2 separate regions of the Mus musculus genome follow, and region 1 is linked to region 2. A link is a contact called in ENCODE Hi-C or POLR2A ChIA-PET data. All regions are on one chromosome and are shown on one strand. The core of a region is the stretch at or near the end of the contact, and the rest is flanking DNA. Distances in the headings are between cores, read along the strand shown. Region 1 holds the start of AI450353 (expressed sequence AI450353). Region 2 holds the start of Ubb (ubiquitin B).

Region 1 (6,051 bases), core at 2,736-5,235, about 21 Mb after region 2:
TCCCATTGCAGATGGTTGTGAGCCACCATGTGGTTGCTTGGGATTGAACTCGGGACCTCTGGAGGAGCAGTCAGAGCTCTTAACCACTGAGCCATCTCTCCAGTTAGACACTATTATTAACCTTTTTTTTTTTTTTCTTTGCAGAAGGGAAACTGATAGATTGAAAGTCTGTTTCTTAGTTTTTCTCTAATCTTGTGTGTGTGTGTGTGTGTGTGTGTGTGTATACATGCGTGTGCAGGACCAATGTACCCAGGAGCCACTCCAGAAAGCTAGCTATGTATGTGCTGCCCTGATGAGAATCCTAAATGACATGATGTCTGAGCTAGAGTCAAACTGAGAATGGAGACAGAAAGAGGAAGGATAACTCAGGCAGAGAAAATAGCACACACAAAAGAACACTCTCTTCTCTGTCTTTCAACTATGAGGGTTAAGGATGATCTTAAACCATATTTGGATGGTGTACTGGCTGGTTTTACGTGTCAACTTGACACAGGTTGGGGTTATCACATAGAAAAGAGTTTCAGTTGGGGAAATGCCTCCATGAGGTCCAGCTGTGAGGTATTTTCTCAATTAGTGATCAAGGGGGAAAGGCCCCTTGTGGGTGGGACCATCTCTGGGCTGGCAGTCTTGGGTTCTATAAGGGAGCAGGCTGAGTAACCCAGGGGAAGTAAGCCAGTAAAGAACATCCCTCCATGGCTTCTGCATCAGCTCCTGCTTTCTGACCTGCTTGAGTTCCAGTCCTGACTTCCCTTGGTGGTGAACAGCAGTATGGAAGTGTAAGCTGAATAAACTCTTTTCTCCCCAACTGCTTCTTGGTCATGATGTTTGTGCGGGAATAGAAACCCTGACTAAGACAGATGGTCTAGTATAGGCAACACTTTGTTACTTCCTATGCTCCCTTTTATTTCTTTGAGACCCTTTGCCAATCCCCTATTGATCATCACAATCCTTGTTTGTCACCTCTCCATTTCCACTGTCATTATCACTTAACTCTTCTTAGCTCTTGAAATCAGTTTCGGAGTGTTTACACTGTCTCACTCTGAACATGCGTGTACACTGTTTCCTTAAATATTACTCTGATCACTTCATTACTTGGCCTCTGAAATATTCAGTCTCCCTCTACTCTTCAAGTTTGCATCCAACTGGTTTGTGCTCTTAGCAAAGTCTCAGCCTGTCTTCCTAATCTCCTATCACTAACACAGGAGTCCTTAAACTTTGCAGTGACTCAGAATTGTTCCTGGAGTGCTTGAAGTATTCTATTGGGTCAGTTATGGGTCACAATCAATTTGGAGTTTTTACTATTACTTTTTTACACTGGACGACGGACGATTAACAGGTCTTTGCTTGTTTCTAGAGTTCACGGAATTTTGAGAAGCACCCCAACAATGATTTTTAGCTTTGCCAACATTTGGAAAACTAGATTTTTCAGCTAACTCATCTTGAGTTTAATAATTTTCTTGATCTTTCTGTCTCTCTATACTTCTGACTATCCTGGAGCTCCCTATTAGATCAAGGTGGTCTCAAACTAAGATATGCTTCTGCCTCCTCCTAAGTACTGGGTTTAAAGGCGTGCATCACCACGCCAGGGGGGAATCAGGAGATCTTAAGGCTCTTCAGGACCTAAATGAAATGTCTCTTCTCCCAGGAGATCGTCCGTGCTGGCCTTGGCAATTTGATATTTAGCTGCACTTTTCTCAGGGCATCTTTAATTATTTAGAATGCCCAATACCAGGGTTTGATTACCAGCACTCACATGGCAGCTCACAACCATCTGTAACTCCAGTTCCAGAAGATCTGATACCTGTTTCTGATCTCTGCGGGCTCTGTGTTGGCATAGTGCACAGACACGAATGCAGGCAAAACACACATGTATAATCACAAATAGATCATTTTTAAAATCTGTTTTTTTTTTAAAAAGTGTTCAAGATAGGAGTCTCTCTCTTCTCCCCATTCTCCATCGAAGCAATGGTAAAATCACTACGCCTAACAGTCGCCCGGAGTCCCGTGAGTAGAGAATTGTGTAAGAAGAAAACCAGCGTCGCTTTCTGAGCAAAAACCACAGGCCTAAGTCGCGAGACACAGACCCAGACGCCTAGAAAGCCCGGGGAAGCAGCCTCCACCTTTAGGTCAGCTCCACCCCTTGCTTTCACTTCACCTTTCGATTGGCTGCTCTTCATGCAGGCACCGCCTTATAGTTGTCACGTGAAGCTCTGGCTGCCGTGGGATTGGCTTACTGACGCGCGCGGGGCTGTGGGATGCAGGCCCGAAGAGGCGGAGGGGAGAGGACGCGGGAAGCCAGTGTGCCCCGGACGCAGTGTCCTAGCGCTCATCGGGTCATCCTCTGCAGCCCAGATTGTCCCTGTCCAAGACTGCGGAATGAAGAATCCAGGTTGGGAGCCGATTGAAGCCCCGACTCCGTCCTCAGTCCTCTTTCCCTACCAAGGATGGCTTCAGGCTCCCGAAGTTGGCGGGTTTGGACTTTTATCTTTTTTTTTTTTTTTTTTTTTTTTTTTTTTTTTTTGCTTTGAGAACCTGTGTGTAAGTCCTCTCTGGTCAGCAAAGGAATCTGTGCAGAGCGCCATGAATTAGAGGATGGGGGAATGAGTGCTTGAAGATGCCCGAGGTATGGTCCTTATCCGTGTGACATTTGGAGGTAAGATGGCGTTATAAATTGTGCTCATGCATTTCTAATTAAAAGCCATGGGATTAGGCTTACCAAGGTCACTTAATTGAACCCTTTTGTTCCAGGCTGTTAACACGCTTCCCCAGTTCTTTAGGAACTCAGTGAGATGGGGCTGGTGGGAGAGATGGGGGAAAACTCGTGAACTGGCGCATAGTTGGCACACCAGTTGCCATGAGATGAGTGCTGTGAGGCAGAGAACTAGGTACCTGCTGGCATGGCAGGAACTTGGAATCAGGTACCACCATGTCTGTCTGGATCTTTAAGCGGAATCGGTTTCACAAACTTTGCTTCTGTAATTCAAAGGGCAGAGCCTTCCTTTGGGATTAATCGAGATAAGGTTTCCTGTGTAAAGTGGCAGCAGTATGGAGAGGCAGAGCTGACAGCAGGAAGGGTTTCTCTGGGGCAGGGGAACACAAGCTCTAATAGTAGATTTGAGAACTTTAATAGTCTAGGTTGGGTAGTCTGTAAGATTCGTTAGGATTATGTTATTAACTAGTTAAGGGGTAAATGGGTTATTTTGGGGTTTTTATTTTGTTGTTTTTAAAAGATTTATTTATTTCATGTATATGGGTACACTGTCGCTGTCTTCAGACATGCTAGAGGAGGCCCATTACAGATGGTTGTGAGCCACCATGTGGTTGCTAGGAATTGAACTCAGAACCCCTGGAAGAGCAGTCAGTGCTCTTAACCACTGAGCCATCTCTCCAGCCCCTTTATTTTGTTTTAAAGACAGAGTCTGTATAGCTAGCCCACCATGGCCTCAAACTCAGGATTCTTCTGCCCCAGCCTCCCAAAGCAGTAGGATTACAGGTGTAACCACCACTGCCCCTGGCTTGATTTTTGTTGTTTTGGAGGTTGTTTGGTTGTGGTGATGGTCTTTCTGGGAATTGACCTAAGGCCTCATTCATTGTTTTGAAATCCCTTGAATACCACAGTAGTTTGTATATTATTTCCTGGACCATGGGGAGAAAGTGGATGCTTTAGTGACTGAATTACACTTTTATAGGTTTAAAGTCAGCATATATATGTGCTGGAATCCAGGGAAAACAGAGGCAGAAGACCCACTGAATCACAGTGTTGTGAAACAGATGAGCTTTAAATCAGTTATTGACCCTATGCAAGAGCAGCCAGTGCTCTGAACCACTGAGCTATCTCTCCAGTGCCTGTAGTTTCACCTATTATTAGTAAAGGGTGGATGTTGAGAAGTTAGAGATGGAAAAATAGAAACCTGGTATTCAGACCTTCCTAATTCTGCTATTAAGTGGTATAGAGCTTTAGAAGACCCTAACCTCTCAAGAAGTTTTTTTTTTTTTTTTTTTTTTTTTTTTAGGTTTCCTTCAAGCTATTTTTTTAAATTAGGTATTTTCTTCATTTACATTTCCAATGCTATCCCAAAAGTCCCCCATACCCTGCCCTCCGACTCCCCTGCCCACCTACTCCCACTTCTTGGCTCTGGCATTCCCCTGTACTGACTCTCAAGAGTTTTTGACTGAAATTAGGAGTTTCTGGTAGGAAAAAAATTATGATGTAGAGCTTTGCTTGTTCACTGTACACTTTCCTGTGTTGCTCAGGACTCCTTGGCTCCCGTCTTACCCACTGGAGTAGCTGGAACTGCAAGCACGAGTCACTGTGCCCGACATTGTGACTATGTCTTTTATCTTCCTTGGCAGTTGAATTCTATGTTAAATGGATAATAGGAAATCTTTTCTACAGCTACTACTTTTTTAGACTATGTGTCTCTTAACAAATATCCCTAAGATTTTGTCAAAATAAATGGAGGTTGGACTCATGTAAATAACAACAAAACCTTTTTGTTGCTGTTTTGAGACAGGGTCTTGTTATGTAGCTCTGAGGGCTGTCCTGGAACTCACTGTGTAGAACTCAAACTCACAGAGCTCCTACAGCCTCAGCTTCCCAAGTGCTGAGATCAAAGATGTGCACCACTGTGCTTGGCTCTAAAAACTTTTTTTGAGTGATAAATGCTTCTCCACTCTGTGTTGTGAAAACAAAAAAGCCCCCTACCCACAAAAAACCCAAAAACTTGTTTTAAGTTTTTTATTATTATATAGCAGTTATTTACCACATAGTGGAAAGTATTGAAACTTCAAAGTTGAAGCATGTGAGAGTAGCTTTTTGAGTGTGTAAGCCTACATTTGACTGGATGTGAAATGGAGCCATGCAATGATGAGCGAAGTATAGTCTGACCTGGTATTGCCATTGCTTTGGCGCTGGCTCTGACCAGGGTGTGACCCCTTAATCTTCTCTCTGAGCTGATTCTGCTGACCACATGGGGGTATTTGAACCTATGTGGATCCTGGCTTATAATGTGTAAGAGTATTTCTTTTGTATCCTTTGAATTACTGATACTTTCATGTTTTCCTTCTTAGGTCCAGGTGAGAAATCAGGGTTGAAAACTGCATGGAGGATTCATCATTTCTGCCCTGAATTGGAATCAATTCCTTATTGACTTATTATTACTGTATTAAAAGTGTTTTTAATTAACCATGGTATTTGTTTGGGTAAGATCTTTATTTTGGTAAGTTTTTACCAGAGCTTATAAATGATCATATACTCTTCTTCTGGTAAGCTTCAATATTTTTAAATCTACAAGATGGCTTATCTATTTTAAACTTAGTAAAAGTTATATCATGTTCATGGTACCAGCGATTATGCGCTCAATTGCCAGCATGAATCACAGTAGGCACTTGGAAATTATTTTCATCTGGCTTGCATTAATGATTTTTCAGAAGCTGTTTCTTCACCAGCTTGTCCATCCAATGTCATAAATCTTCCTAAACAAGCAACTAAACTTTTGTTTCTGGCAAATGTTATTTCATACAAGGTGGTATCTGTGCTGTTAGAACAGGATTTTTGTTCTAATTATTGAATTTGTCTTTTTAAAAAGCAAAACTTTAATAGATACAGAAAAACTTCAAGAAGTCAATGGTGATCTGAACGGAAATTTATTTAAACCCCTGAAGTAATCTTTTGGGTTTCCGCATAATCATGACAGCATGGAACAATTCTTTCCCAGAATCATGTATTGTTAAAATTGACTTAAATGTTTCATAGAAACTTTCATAATACCTAGCATGATTCATATCAACTGAGCAAACTGCCAGTTGAGCAAACTCATGAGAGCAAGCAGAAGGCTTCTGCCCTTCATTAACTCTTCACTAGGTAGGCATCAGGTAAACATTAGATAAGGATTTTACTGCATCTCACCATTGCCTGCTAGTTTTCATTCATACTGAAATTTCCAGACTCCTCCCTATAAACAAACCCTATCCCAAGACAAGTATGGATCATCAAGGAAATCTTCAAATGCTGATAAACTGTGGTAGATGTTAGTAAGTCATGATAGATGG
Region 2 (6,292 bases), core at 888-3,387:
CATCCTGGGCTATATAATTGAGTTCAAGGCCAGCCTGATCTACATGAGACCCTATTTCAATAAATAAGTCTTTTCCTTTTCCTTCCTTTCTTCCTTATTTTTGTGTTTGAGGCAGGATGTATTCCTGGCTATCCTCGAGCTCAGAGATCCCCTTCCTCTGCCTCCCTAGTTCTGGATTAAAGGCATGTGTCACTGTGTCACTGCTGTCCAGTCAATACATATTTCTCACACGCATTTAGTTTCCACACTCTGGAGGCAGGAGGCAGAGGCAGGGGGGATCTCTGAGATGGGAGGCCAGCCTGGTCTACAGAGCAATACACATACACACACACACAGGTGTATTCATGTGTTTTAGGGCCTAAAGATGACACAATTTTTTTTTCTATTGTGAACAAAAATGGAAAACAGTTCCTTTTTAATTGGAGAAACATTGTTGAACTAACTCAATAAACTTCTAATCTCAAAATTTATACTGTCTTTTTTTTTTTTTAAATCTGTTTATAGAGGGCTGGAGCAGTTAAGAGCACTAGCTGCTCGATTCCCAAGCAGCCACACAAGTACTCAGCAGTCTGTATAGTTCTAGGGTATCTGGTACCCTCCTGAGCTCCTCAGGTACCAGATACACAGGTACTATATAGACATACATACAAGGAAAACACTCAGATATAAAATACTTTTTAAAAAAATCTGTTTACATCATGCTGGGCACGATGGTCCGTGTCTTTAATTCCAACACTCGGAAGACAGAACCAAGAGAATCTCTTGTGAGCTCTTGATTTACATAGTCATCCCAGGCCAACCAGGGCTACAGAGTGATGGCCAGTCTCCAAGGGGTGGGGCTAGGGGTGAACACAGCACAAGCAACAAAAACTATGCTACGGAAAAAAAAATCTATCTTGTCCAGATGCCATTCTTTTGAAATATTATTACTGGGTTGAAGTCACCAAACGATCTACTTTGAAAACAAAACAAACTAGGAAGCAATAACCCGTCTGGCAATTGCTGGAACTTACCCCAATGAAGTCATCGCATCAATCATAAGATCAGCACTCTGGCTGAGTCTGTGCCTCAAAATGTCTGACTCAGACATACTCTGCTTGTTGAAACAAGGTCCGACTCATGCTTCCTAATAAAAATAAAATACTATGCAAAGGAGACATTTTCTGAATTTCAATTCACTTCAAATAAAATTCTACCTGCTCTTTATTCTAGAAAGCAGACTTTGGGCTGGGGAATCAAACTGGAGCTTTTGGTTCATGCTAGGCAAACCAGCTATGTTCCTAACGTTTCCTTCAGTAATATGGTAATAACTCGTAAACCTTTACAGAGTGAAGTTTAATCTGTTAGCGTAGCTAGACTTCTTACTGTACGGAAGCCGGTAGCCTATGCAAACAAAACTGTTTACATGGCCATCCTCGTGACTCCGCATGACAAAGCAATCCGAGCAGTTCTGCTCCTTCCTTGTTGATCTCGATGAGGGAAAAGCAACCACACCCAAAACCTCAGAACCTAGTCCTGAGGTTGAGGTTCTAGGATTAACGGGCCCCTTCCCTTCCTTTGCACAATAGACATCCCAATGGGAGAGGTGGGTGAACCCCGGGTACTGAGTCTAATAGGCATTTCTCCTCTTTCCTTCCTTTGTTTGTAGATTGCTGGGGAGGGAGAGAATCTGTAAGTCCGGCCGGGCTCTGGGCTGGGTCTCTGGCTAAATCCTCAGCTTCCAGCCCGGCAGCCACCCCACTCCCACCCACATCTGGGCCCGTGGGCGGCTAAGCCACAAGACAAAACAACTAAAAACACTGGCTACGGAAGCATCAATGCTCATACTGGAGGGGGCCTGGGCGAAGCTAGAGTCCAGCCAGGGGGAGCAGGGTGAGGTCGCAATTCACCCTGTGGCGTAAAGCCGCCGAGCGATGGGTGCGAGAGAACCACGGGGAACTCGGGACGCGGGGTTCCGGACGCGGGAAGAGAAGACGCCCCTCCCCCACCTCAAGCAGGAAACATCAGTATTTCGCTAAGGCGAGCGCCCGCACATGCGCACTCGGTTACTTAGCAACGTCGACGTTAAACTGCCCGAGAACCGAGCCCAGCAACAATCGAGCGGCCCGCGACCTCCACCAATCAGCGTCGGCCTCATCTTTGACTCCTCACCAATCAGCGCTGGCGCCGCAAGGAGGTTTCCAGAGCTTTCGAGGGAGGGCCCTTTAACTTGGATTCATCCGCGTGATGATTTTTTCAATTTTTTGCACGAGAGGAGACGAGACGCCGGGAATACAGTGTCTCTCGTTTGGTAGTACTCTTTTCTTTGGTTCTGAAGAATCGGGAGCTCGGCAAAAACGCCTAATTGGTCTGGGGGAGGTGGGGGCCCGCGGAACTACTTTCGGTGGCGCAGGAAGACAACAGCTACGTAGGAGTGAGCAGTCACGCAACAGACGCTGCATAAATAGCGGCTCGCGCGGCCACTGAGCTCAGTGACGAGAGGCTTTGTCCGGTTCGGCGGTCTTTCTGTGAGGGTGTTTCGACGCGCTGGGCGGTTTGTGCTTTCATCACATTTGTTAACAGGTATTTGTCTACGGCGTTTGAATCATGGGAGGATTTAGAGAGGGGGCTTACGTGGTGCTAAGCGGGCCTTTTTTTTCTTGGGGTGGGGGAGGGGAGCGAGGTGACGTGACGCGGCAACGGGCCTTCCGGGAAGAGTGGGCCTTGGTCGCGTGCGCGGAGCGGGGGCGGCCCTGGCGCGCGCGCCAGGGAGCTTAACGGACGCTTAACCGATGGAGAGTCCATCGTGGTTATTTCAGTGGGGGGAGGCAGAAAAGAGGTACTTCTCACTCGGGCATTGTTTATTACTTGAATTTTTATCGATGGCTTCTGGTCTGGATATTTTTTATTTTCAATTTATCATGTCTATTGTTAGCGAACTTGGATGCCCCGCAGTTGATGAATGTTCCAAATGCCAGTTTAGTGTTTTGGAAAGGTTTAGCAGTTTGAAACCATGACAAAACAGGTTTTATGTTATGACAAAAAGGGGAGGAGTTTTGAGTAGAAGTATTTTGTAGGGAATCGAAGATTTTAGTAGGCTTTTAAATTTTTACCTTTTAAATTCAAGGTCAAAATGCAGATCTTCGTGAAGACCCTGACCGGCAAGACCATCACCCTAGAGGTGGAGCCCAGTGACACCATCGAGAACGTGAAGGCCAAGATCCAGGATAAAGAGGGCATCCCCCCTGACCAGCAGAGGCTGATCTTTGCCGGCAAGCAGCTGGAAGATGGCCGCACCCTCTCTGATTACAACATCCAGAAGGAGTCAACCCTGCACCTGGTCCTTCGCCTGAGAGGTGGCATGCAGATCTTCGTGAAGACCCTGACCGGCAAGACCATCACCCTGGAGGTGGAGCCCAGTGACACCATCGAGAACGTGAAGGCCAAGATCCAGGATAAAGAGGGCATCCCCCCTGACCAGCAGAGGCTGATCTTTGCCGGCAAGCAGCTGGAAGATGGCCGCACCCTCTCTGATTACAACATCCAGAAAGAGTCAACCCTGCACCTGGTCCTCCGTCTGAGGGGTGGCATGCAGATCTTCGTGAAGACCCTGACTGGCAAGACCATCACCCTGGAGGTGGAGCCCAGTGACACCATCGAGAACGTGAAGGCCAAGATCCAGGATAAAGAGGGCATCCCCCCTGACCAGCAGAGGCTGATCTTTGCCGGCAAGCAGCTGGAAGATGGCCGCACCCTCTCTGATTACAACATCCAGAAGGAGTCAACCCTGCACCTGGTCCTTCGCCTGAGAGGTGGCATGCAGATCTTCGTGAAGACCCTGACCGGCAAGACCATCACCTTGGAGGTGGAGCCCAGTGACACCATCGAGAATGTGAAGGCCAAGATCCAGGATAAAGAGGGCATCCCCCCTGACCAGCAGAGGCTGATCTTTGCCGGCAAGCAGCTAGAAGATGGCCGCACTCTCTCTGATTACAACATCCAGAAAGAGTCGACCCTGCACCTGGTCCTCCGTCTGAGGGGTGGCTATTAATTATTCGGTCTGCATTCCCAGTGGGCAGTGATGGCATTACTCTGCACTCTAGCCACTTGCCCCAATTTAAGTTTAGAAATTACAAGTTTCAATAATAGCTGAACCTCTGTTAAAAAATGTTAATAAAGGTTTTGTTGCATGGTAAGCATATATGGTGTCACTTGTGAAATTCTGTGGTGGCTTGGGTGGTGGGGGCTCTTAACTGATTATTTTGGGCATGATTTAACTAAAGATTGGTCTTGACTAAAATATGCATCATTTACAGCTTATACTTGTATGACATCGCAATTTTGTTTAGTTAATGGCAAAGCCTTAATGTCAGTTTGCCACAGAAGGGGTGGGGCTTGCCATACAGCCTTTGTAACTTTGCTTATTTAAGTACTTTTTTAAATTGGTGGTTTGGGGGGTCTCTAGGTCACACTGATTTGCATATGATTGCTTGGGTAAGATACCAGCAGGTTGGATTTCTTAATGCTGGTTGTGATAATTCTTTAGGAAGAAAACCACCTACTTGGAGAAATGGTAAGTAATAGAAAAGAAAATTAAAAGCTATTACAGTGAACACCTGTCATTGGAAGGTTTGTGTCCCTTCAATCCCCAAAATTTTCAGCAGTATGGACCCTATGTGCCTCTGGTCTACAACTGAGACACATGATTTCCCAGCTTTAGCTATCATTTTGAAATGTGATTTAAAAGACATAGAGGTTCGCCAAGAACTGGAACTTGCCAGATTATTCAGTTGTAGTTAATGTCCTAAGGTTTTTTGGTTTTTTCGAGTTTCAGGGTTTCTCTGTGTAGCTCTGGCTGTCCTGGAACTCACTTTGCAGACCAGGCTGGCCTAGAACTCAGAAATTCACCTGACTCTGCCTCCTGAGTGCTGGGATTAAAGATGTGCGCCACCACGCCCGGCCTAAGATTTTTAAAATGCATTTGTAGCTGGTACTTTTTCATCTGGAGATACAGGTTTGTAGAGTAAAAGAAATTCCAGCATTCAATCCCAGGACTGCACTAAAAAAACAGGCCCTTAGTGTCAGCACTGGGGGGAAGCAGAAGCAGGACTACCCTAGTCTACATTGAATTCCATGGCAGTCTCCAGGAGAAATGGAAATGAGATTACAATCTCAATAATTGTTAAACGCTAGCCTGCTGTGTGAGCTCCTTTCTGTATATGAGTATGCATTTCAGCAGTAAACCAACTTGAATTTTAAAGGTGATGGGAGACCATCTATGTTCTCATTTACTGAGTGTAACATGCATACCGGGGATCAAACCCAAGTGGTGTAGTTTTAAGGCAAGCAGTATAATCTGTGCTGTCTCACCAGCCCTCTATTGGATCCTCCACCCCCTTGAATTTTGCTACGAATTTTGCCCCTTTTAATTAAGCCCAGACTAGTTGCTTTGAGTTTCTAACCCTACCTCTGCCTCTTCGCATAAACTGCCACTGCAAGTGGTTTGATGTATTTTGTTGAAGGAATCTATCCCTGGCTGGTGTGGTACACCATATTGTGCAGGCTAGCCTGAATGAAACTCAAAGATACCCACTTGGCCCCTACTTCCCAAATGTTAGGATTGTGTGCCATTTTGCCTAGGATTTTTTTTTTTTTTTTTTTTTGGAGATAGTCTATGTAGTCCTCGCTGTCCTGTGGTTAGTTACCAGGTTGCCCTGTGAACTCACCTGCATCTGCTTCCTGAGTGCTGATATTAAAGATCTGTGCCACCTTGATTTTGGAAGAAATACCTGTACAGCTTTGTGGGGAAATGTGTCTAGGACTTGCTATGAGATTAATGTAGAGAGAGCAGAGTTGATAAGATTTCTTGAAGCTGGGCATGGGTGGTACATACCTGTAACCCCCAGCACCCTGAAGGCTGAGGCAATATTGCTCCAGGCTAGGCTGGGCCATTTTGTAGCTAGGACCCACATGGTATCTTTTAATAAAAATACATGTATGAATAAACAATTTAAAAGCCTGGGAGCCATGGCTCTTTGGGGTTCTCTAACTGCTAGAAACAATGTTGGTTCCAGCCTTAGACTAGATGCTAAAGAATACATGGGCTCATCTTGGTGGTGCATGTCTTTAATCCTAGCACAGAAGCACATGCAGTAGAGCTCTGAGGCTAGCCCAGTCAAATAGTAAACTTTGGGCTAGTCAGAGATCCATAGTGAGACCTTGTCTCTAAAATTCAAACATGGGAGCTGTCTTAGTAGTAGCACATGCCTTTAATCCCAGTAATTGGGAGGCAAAGGCAGGTGTTATCTTTGTG

Evidence for each region. A loop is a pair of places that touch in the nucleus more often than their neighbours do. ChIA-PET counts read pairs that join two places held with the same protein, here RNA polymerase II (POLR2A).
Region 1: a map of T-helper 17 cell shows a loop between it and region 2 (11-fold over the local background). The contact joins the promoter of AI450353 here to the promoter of Ubb in region 2. A Hi-C loop is called at or near these places in 1 of 37 maps with a recorded cell type or tissue (T-helper 17 cell). POLR2A ChIA-PET finds 5 or more read pairs at or near these places in 1 of 5 experiments (Patski).

The regions. Positions count from the first base shown.
Region 1 is chr11:83,289,445-83,295,495 of GRCm38, forward strand. AI450353 (expressed sequence AI450353) reads left to right here and starts at 3,986. Exons shown (of 1, transcript NR_028364.2): 1 at 3,986-5,485. AA465934 (expressed sequence AA465934) reads left to right here and starts at 2,255. Exons shown (of 3, transcript NR_028363.2): 1 at 2,255-2,389; 2 at 2,530-2,653; 3 at 5,071-5,193. It overlaps Snord7 (small nucleolar RNA, C/D box 7), which reads left to right and starts at 4,860; the gene lies at 4,860-4,955. Pex12 (peroxisomal biogenesis factor 12) reads right to left here. Exons shown (of 4, transcript NM_001364762.1): 4 at 5,631-6,051.
Region 2 is chr11:62,549,034-62,555,325 of GRCm38, forward strand. It overlaps Ubb (ubiquitin B), which reads left to right and starts at 2,138. Exons shown (of 2, transcript NM_011664.4): 1 at 2,138-2,562; 2 at 3,107-4,180. The coding sequence starts at 3,113. The coding sequence ends at 4,030.